2 separate regions of the Homo sapiens genome follow, and region 2 is linked to region 1. Evidence: chromatin loops called from intact Hi-C (ENCODE). Cell type or tissue: HCT116. All regions are shown on one strand. Links, peaks and the distances in the headings refer to the core of each region. The heading gives the core; the rest is flanking DNA. Region 1 overlaps HOMER1 (homer scaffold protein 1). Region 2 holds the start of LOC101929201 (a long non-coding RNA gene).

Region 1 (4,403 bases), core at 295-4,294:
TTAAGAGATCATCTTGTCTCCACTCCCACTGTTTTACTTGACTAGCCAAAAAAAAAAAAAAAAAAAGAGATCATCTTTTAAGAGTCCATTTATTCAGCAATATTAGTATAAAACTTTAAATGCTAGGTAGTGAACACTATCCTTAGTACTTCCAAAAATTAGATGGTATAGTGTATAGAAGTCTATTCATTAAAGGGCCTACTTGGGTTTATATTTAATCCTGTGTTTTCATAATTTTTATTTTTTATAGTTTTATCTCTACTGTTTTTTTCTTTTTTTTTTGACAATTGTCTCATGAGAAGTAGAATGGATACAATTTCTGCTTTTTCAGGAAGAAAAATCCAAAGCATATGGTCAGGGAATTTTTCTAAAATCTATAGATAGGTACCAGAATTAGAACTTTAATCCCTTGCTTCTGTACTTCAGTCTTTCCTTAACCTGTCTTGAAGAAATTTTAAGTCACCATATGGAGACCAAATATAAAAAAGATGATAATTAACAATATTGATTCACTATTTGATGCAAAAATAAGTTATGAATCTTTAAAATGTGTAGTTGAAATTCAATGAGTATTGAGTCTGTAGGCATTTAATTTATTTAAGAAAATAACTGTGTATTTCAGTTAAGTCAGCACAGTCATGTTGATTTTTTTTTTTTTAATTTTTTTGAGATGGAGCCTCCCTCTGTCACCCAGGCTGGAGTGCAGTGGCACGATCTTGGCTCACTGCAACCTCTGTCTCCCGTGTTCAAGTGATTCTCCCACCTCAGCCTCCTGAGTAACTGGGATTAAAGACGTGCACCACCATGCCTAGCTAATTTTTGTATGTTTCTTAGAGATAGGGTTTCACCATGTTGGTCAGGCTGGTCTCGAACTCCTGACCTCAAATGATTCACCCTCCTTGGCCTCCCAAAGTGCTGGGATTAGAGGTGTGAGCCACTGCATCCGGCCTATGTTGATTTTTATAACTATTTACATTGAAAAGTATTGGCCAGGCCCGATGGTTCATGCCTGTAATTCAGTGCTATGGGAGCCTGAGCCAGGCTGATCACCTGAGGTCAGGAGTTTGAGACCAGTGTGGCCAACATGGAGAAACACCGTGTCTACTAAAAAATACAAAAAAATTAGCTGGGCATGGTGGCGGGTGCCTGTAATCCCAGCTACTCGGGAGGCTGAGGCAGGAGAATCACTTGAACCCGGAGATGGAGGTTGCAGTGAGCCAAGATTGCGCCATTGCACTCCAGCCTGGGCGACAAGAGCAAGGCCCCTTCTCAAAAAAAAAAAAAGAAAAATAACAGGGTTTAGTGTGTGTGTGTGTGCTCATAGTATTCTTGATTATGTAACTGGTAGTTTATATTTACAAAGCAAAAGTATTAGAGAATCTTAGATTAAGGTAATTTACATGATTATAGGCCATAGTAAACTTTCCTTATATGTTATATTATTTCTTTGCTCTTTTGTCTATTGATTTAGTAGTATAGCTAAGAATCCAGTCTGCATGTTTACCAAGTAGCTGGCTAAAGCTTTCAGTTCCACTGAGAGTTAAGCTTATGTTTCTGAAACCAGCATAACATAACTAAACATTTGGAACACTTGTTCTACAAGTTTTCGGATTTGAATGTAAGGGTATCTCAACCTTACAGCATCTGGGGGCACTTTGTAACAAAAGTCATTTCTTGGAAGTAGAAAGTTGAAACTTGTAACATAGCTTCAAAGGTATTCTGCAAAATATTGCCCTAATAGTTCAAAAATAGTTTCTAAATTTTATTTGAAAATAAAGAGCTCAAAAGTAGTTCTATTGTAAACCAGTGACTGAAACATATCAAGAGTCTGGGAGTACCTGGAAAGCACAGTTATCTTTGTGGAGTATTTTGTAGGCATGTTGTATACATATATAATCATATGAATTAGAAATCATTTAACTAGCAAGTTATGCATCTAAAATCACCATGAGCACACACATGTAAGCAGTTAGTGTCCAGACTGAGCATGAGCAACTCTTTGGCATAGGTCCATTTTAATACTACTTAGTTCAAAATCATGTATGGAGCATGTCTTTGTGCCAGGTGAAAGGTGAATAAGATTGCCTTCGAGGAGCTTCATGAGACAGCAGAATATATAACCAGTATGGATGATGTGGAGGTAGTGATCCATGGGGTGCTCTGGAAACTCTAAGAACAGTCCCCAAGCTCTCTCCATGATTACTCCAACATTCTCTGATGTGATACTTCCTTTACAGTTTTAACAAATATTTGAGTGCCAGGCAAACATTAGTGAACAGGTAAACAGTCTCTGTTCTTATAGTGTTTAAACTTCAGTGGGGGAATAAGAGAAATAATTGCATAACTATATAATTACTGTTATGGAAAGTGCCACAAAAGAAGAGATCAAAGTGAGGGAAGAGGGCAGGCGGTGGTATGGCTGGATCATGAAAGTAGGCTCCTTGTGGAGTCATACATAACTCATCCTTCCAGTGGGTAGAAGTTGGCCTGTGAAGTGGGGAAGGAGCGCTTCTGGCAGAGGGAGGGGCATCTGCTTTGGCCTTTGAAGCAGTTAGGTGTTTTAGTGCCCTCATCTGAGGTCGTGGTAGTGACAACTGGAAAGAATCTATAAAGACTGGGATGGAATAAATGAGAGAATTGTTCACTATTTAGCTTTGAGAGTAAGGAAATAGGAAGAAATAAAGATATTTCTGTTCACTAGCCAATAACATCTGTATCCTCCAAAATATCAGATACATAAAAGACAATAGATGTTGATTTATTACATTTAATACATTGATTGCTTAAGTTCAGAAGTTACACAAACTGATAGCCTATTTAGTTGTACATGACCGTCACAATACTAGCATCACATGTCTAAATAAATTAGAAATGCAAATCGTAATGCAGATAAAAAAAAGAATGCTTCTTTAATCATTTTACATCTTCTCCAAATGAAACCCATGAGTCAAGATATATAAATGCCCAAATTGTATAGAAATTTGTCATATAGTTCTCAGTTGCTAAAAATTTTAAGGAAGAGGTACTTCCGTGTTAAAATCCAGAAGTCATTTAGCACTGTTTGTTAAGATCCTCTGTGAATATCATGTTAAGTAGTATTAGTAAATGGAATCTAGAATAAGTGTTTTTCTTCTTGAATTTATTCACTTTTACAAAAATGCATTTGAAAGAGTGATTACTCTGAAAAGATTAACATTTTTTAGCTTGCATATGAAGTTTGTTGCCACAAGTCATTTTAATATTATTCTTGAAGAATACTCAGCATGGCAGATACGCTTCCAGATCTATATAGAATGTCTCCTAAGGCTTTAGTATGTTTTCTCTAAATAAGTAATAGTTACAGAGATATAATTTAACTGGTTGAAAGATAGGGAAAATACCACTTACCACAAGCTCATAAAACTTTTACGTAAGCAGTTCACTAATATGGGTGACCATAATGTATATGATAAAAGCCCCTCTCAAGCTTGGGAATATGTGGTCATTTGGGATGGTTTTCTGAAAGCTGTTAATAAGCTAAGTAAACCTATAGAAGCACATTTTAGTACTTAGAGTCTAGTTTTAGTAGAATCTGCATTCATCCATAGAAAGCAGTCTAGCAAATGTTAATAGTAAGGCCTGAAGTAGTTCCACAGATATCCATGTTCATATACTATTGTAAAATTATTTACTTTTCATATAAATATAGGCAAAGCATGCAGTCATCCATCTCTACAATGTAAAGTCTTTCAGGTATTAATGATAGATGTCTATTATTTCCATATCCTTAAAAAAAAATATAGACATCCTTTCTATTTTATTTGTCCATCCATATTTGTAACTATTCTGCATTTTGAAATATGTTTTGCAAATTTTGCAATGATATTTAAGGCCCTTGGAATAATAACTTAAATCTGTTTAATCCATACTTTACCAGGCTATTAAATAATTTGATCCCAACTTTTCCTTTTGATTACAGCATATTCTAAACTAGTTTAAAAGTAGTCACCTATTTTTCAGTGATCTCTGTGTGGCATTCTCAACACCCTTATATATAACTGCATATAGCCAATTGTAAATTACCCCTAAGGTAACAGAGCAAAGGAATAGCACATGTGAAAAAAGACATTGTAGTTCAGTTTGAAAAACCTTACGGGTGGGCGTCTTAATATTGCTGTGGTATGGAAGACAAAGTACCCATCCATTACAGCATCTGAATTTAATAGCCTGTGTTAGTTAATTCATACTTAGGTTAAAGGAAGCCCAAGTCACTGGTCCAGATATCATACATGACAATGTCATACAAAGAAAAATTCTTTCAAAGTCACAGATTACAAAAGAGGGTGTTAGATTAAGGGAAGCTGAGTTTTTGTGAGTAATATGCTCAAGACTGTCACTGTACTGGAAAAACAGCAAAGCAAATG
Region 2 (4,403 bases), core at 244-4,243, 56 kb after region 1:
TAAGTGTGACATCCCATGCCTTCTGTTAATATATGGGGCTTTGATGTTGTCGTTTTTAAGGGTTGGGGAGGTGTAGCTAAGAAGAAGTTAACCAACACCACTTTCTTTCTGTAGCTTATTTGCCTCTCTTCAAAGTCAAGTTTTAGAGGCTTATGTGTATTGTGTGTTTCTTTTTACATGTATTATTTTGATACTGATTATATCACGAGGACCACGTAACTTTGTGTTTGCATTGCTATAGAAAGTTTAGAGAGTTAATATTTCTGTTATCTTAAATGGTCCTCTTTTTTTCATATTTACTCATAAACTTAACTGCTTACAAATTATCTCTGATAGAAGTGCTCTCAAATTATACTCTTTGTATTTGGTTTTAGACTACTGTATGATATTTGATTTTTATTTCTAGTTTAAGTTACAATTAAAATTAGTCTGAATTTGAGTAGAATATGACTTACACTACTTGGTCAACAAATTGAGCATGTTCGACGGTCCAGGAAGAAAAAAGGAGCGATCAGTACTCAACATTGGCTCCAAATAACCCACAGAATTTGCAAATCACTTGCAAATTGTCTAATAAAGTTTAACTTTTAAACAACTTTTGTTTATATTTTTCTACTTAGTGATTAATCTTGGTCTCCTGTAGCAGAGCCTTTATTTTACAATTACAATCTGTGCATTAAAATCTCAGCGTTATACATAATAGTATAAGGCATAGAACTACCTAGACTATGGTGCATGGCCAACTACTCCATCTCACAACAGTTTTCATACAATTTCATGACCTCAGTGTTATCGTTATCCCCATTTTATAGATGGGGAGTCTGAGGTTCAGCAAGATAAAGTGATCAGCCAAACAGGAGGCAGAACCAGGAATAAAACACAGGTCCTCTGCCTCCTCTGTGCCTTTCTCCATCATGCCTGAACCATGACCTGTGGGTATTTTTTAAGAAGGCAGGTACAAAAGTTTATCAATTTTCAGTATTTAGCAACCTATCACTTAATGAGAAGGATCGAATGGTTTTCCATTTCACAATAGTATTATGTCTTCGAATTTCACCCTACTTATTTTTTTAGGAGAAACAAGTTTAATTTTAATTATATAAGTGGTTCATGTATACTTTCTTTTTGTAATTGTTTTTAATAATACAGATAAAGCAAAAATCATCCTTGACCTCTCAGTTCTATCCCTAAAAACTGTTACTATAAGCTCTTTAATGTCTATCCTTTCAGCATTTTGTATGCATTTGTATACAATATGTATGTACTTATAGAAACATGTAGTTTTGGAGGGCAAAGAGTCATAAATTTTATCATATGGTATGTTTTATTCTACAGTGTGCCTTTTTTAACTTAATCTTATTAGATGATCTGTCCAAGTTGGTACATACAGATCAGCCTGATTCCTCCGAACTCCTTCAGAGTATTATTTCATTTTATGGATATATATGATTTATTTAAACATTTCACTATTTTTTCTTTTCATTTTCATCTTACCCCCTTCTTCCCCACCTTGAGCTACTTGTTAAATGTTAGCAATATTCAGGAATAATCAGTGCCTAGTCACCAAACGTCTTGCAGTGCTTCTAATGCCTTCTCTCACTGGGGAGAATGAACTGTGGATGAACAAATGTTCCTGAAAACTAAAACTCAAAAATAAGTTTTACTAGCCTTGATGAAAATCTTCCCAAATTATACTCAAACAACATCTAGCAACATACTTTGGACATAATAATTGCACAATAAATGTGTTAAATGACTGTTCATGTTTACTGCCTTAGAAAAGAGAAGACGCCACGTGTAATTTTATTTTATTTTATTTTATATTTATTTTATTTTTTTGAGATAGAGTCTCGCTCTGTTGCCCAGGCTGGAGTGCAGTGGCAAGATCTCAGCTCACTGCAACCTCTGCCTCCCAGGTTCAAGTGATTCTCCTGCCTCAGCCTCCCGAGTAGCTGGGATTACAGGTGCGCACCGCCATACCCAGCTTATTTTTGTATTTTTAGTAGAAACGGGGTTTTGCCATGTTGGCCAGGCTAATCTTGAATTCCTGACCTCAAGTGATCCACCTGCCTTGGCCTCCCAAAGTGCTGGGATTATAGGTGTGAGCCAGCACGCCTGGCCACCACATGTAAATTTTAACGTTTGCTCGGTGACTTGGTCTTTCAGCTATTGTACAGTGTCACCATCTGGAGATGCTTGGTGATCACCAAGTTTAAAACCCAAAGTGCTGTGCTTTGTAGCCTTCAAAGTGGGAAAGAAAAAGGTAGGATTAAAAAGGAAAGAAGGAATAGGGAAATGTTTGAACCCCAGTATATCCAGACATTTCTCTCTCTTATGTCAAGAGCCTTTTGTCTCCTGATTGGTGGCTTTTCTTCTGACAGCATCCTCTGCCAGTTTGCTGTTCAGTCAAACATCTTGTGAATACCTACAATGTCACTAGGCACTCTGCCAGGCACTGGAATGCAAAGATGGGAAGACACAGCCCTATCCTCCAGAAGCTTATAATCTAATGAGGGAAGCATGCATATTAACCAAGAAGCAATCATACATCAATGCTGTTATGAAAGGTATATACACAGGAGAGAATTAGCCAATATCACTGAGAAGGTAACATTGGAACTAAGTGTAAAAGACGAATAGATGTTCACTTTGAAGATTGGAGTGATGGAGGAAAGCAAGCCACACATTTGAATTCACAGTCCTGACATACACTCTGGCTGAGCTTGGGGAATCAGAGCAAGTCATAGAGTCCAGACTACGGACTTTGTTTCATGTCCTCAGCAGTTCTGACTTTTCCCAAAGGCAGTGGAAAGCCACTGAAACCTTTGAGGAGGAGACATAGCATGACTGGATGCACATTTTAGAGACAGTAAAACATTCTGGCTACAGTATCAAGAATGGCCTAAAGAAAGCTTATGGGGCCAGGCGTGGTGGCTCACGCATATAATCCTGGCACTTTGGGAGGCCGAGGTGGACGAATCACTTGAGGTCAGGAGTTTGAGACCAGCCTGGCCAACATGATGAAACCCTGTCTACTAAAAGTACAAAAATTTGCCAGGCATGGTGGCACTTGCCTGTAATTCCAGCTACTCGGGAGGCTGAGACATGAGAATCACTTTAACCCAGGAGGCAGAGATTGCAATGAGCTGAAATCACACCACTGCTCTCTAGCCTGGGTGACAGAGTGAGACTCTGTCCAAAAAAAAAAAAAAAAGCTTATGGGAGGCCAGGTGCAATGGCTCATGCCTATAATCCCAGCACTTTGGGAGGCCGAGGTAGGAAGATTGCTTGAACCCAGGAGTTCAAGACCACCCTGGGCAACATTGTGAGACCTCATCTTTATAAAAATTAATAATAGTTTCTTAAAACAAGAAAGCTTATAGAAAACCATATTCAGGAAGATCTTTTTTTTTTAATTGTAGCAATCCAGGTAAGAGACACAGAAAACTGTAAATGATGCAAAAACAGCTGAACTGAATATGAGAGATGTTCAAGAGGTACGTGATGGGATGATATTTTGAAATTTGGATTTCTGCTGCTTTCCTGGCATTTATTCTTCCTTTCAACAAATGTATTCTATGCACTTGGCCCTCAGTTTTGGGTTATTACTGTAGTAATGAAAGGGTCAGTTCTCTACTTTTGAATTTCCCACCTCAAATGAGACTTTTTTTTTTTAATGACACCCCCCACGTAGCAAGGAAGGAGAGTGGAAGGAAATGAGAGGGTGGCAAATATCACTATGGAAGAGCCCTGAGCACAACCTCCTTTCTCCGGTTGTCTAGTACATCAGCCTTAGATGGGAGCAGGGAGGGTAAAAAAGTGAACCTTCAGACAGGATAGGAGATTGAAGAGCAGAGGACGCCCATGCCTCAAGTTCCAGGTGTGACCTACAGAAGAGTTCCCTTGGGCCAGGGTGATGCAGCAGCCACTGAGTAGAAATGACAACATGGTGTTTTTAAGCTAAGAGGGGCCCAACACATTTCTTGGAGCCCCAGTGTGGCATCGGAAAGCATCTGAAATGTTTCCGTGTCCCACTGCTCCAGCAGGTATGACAAAAGAGCTACTGTGTTAGATATGAGGACACACGTTCACCTGGGTGGATATGGGACCAAAGACAAGATGGACATCTCAGTGGATGCTGGCAGAGAAAGGGGCCAGAGGGAGCCCACTGTCTAAGCAAATGCCAGCATAAATCAGGTGGATCAAGAAACAGAAACCCTGGCCGGGCACGGTGGCTCATGCCTGTAATCCCAGCACTTTGGGAGGCCGAGGCAGGTGGATCGCCTGAGGTCAGGAGTTTGAGACCAGCCTGGCCAACATGGTGAAACCCCGTCTCTACTAAAAGTACAAAAATTAGCTGGGCATGGTGGCAGGCACCTGTAGTCCCAGGTACTTGGGAGGCT

What was found. Peaks named below come from ENCODE experiments on the same cell type or tissue, not always from the same donor. Only the 100,000 strongest peaks of a DNase experiment are listed, where the experiment ranks them.
Region 2: it touches region 1 in a loop (4-fold over the local background); 1 of 110 quality-filtered maps calls a loop at or near these places.

What each region holds. Positions count from the first base shown.
Region 1 is chr5:79,418,491-79,422,893 of GRCh38, reverse strand. The region is part of intron 5 of HOMER1 (homer scaffold protein 1); the gene reads left to right. Among named protein-coding and RNA genes, the nearest start is that of HOMER1, 93 kb to the left of the region's middle. In HCT116, for the core only: no CTCF peak of the experiment used is centred there; DNase peaks (open chromatin) are centred at 2,173 and 2,473; H3K4me3 peaks cover 738 bases; H3K27ac peaks cover 552 bases.
Region 2 is chr5:79,362,621-79,367,023 of GRCh38, reverse strand. LOC101929201 (a long non-coding RNA gene) reads left to right here and starts at 1,924. Exons shown (of 5, transcript XR_007058838.1): 1 at 1,924-1,964; 2 at 3,423-3,497. In HCT116, for the core only: no CTCF peak of the experiment used is centred there; no DNase peak of the experiment used is centred there.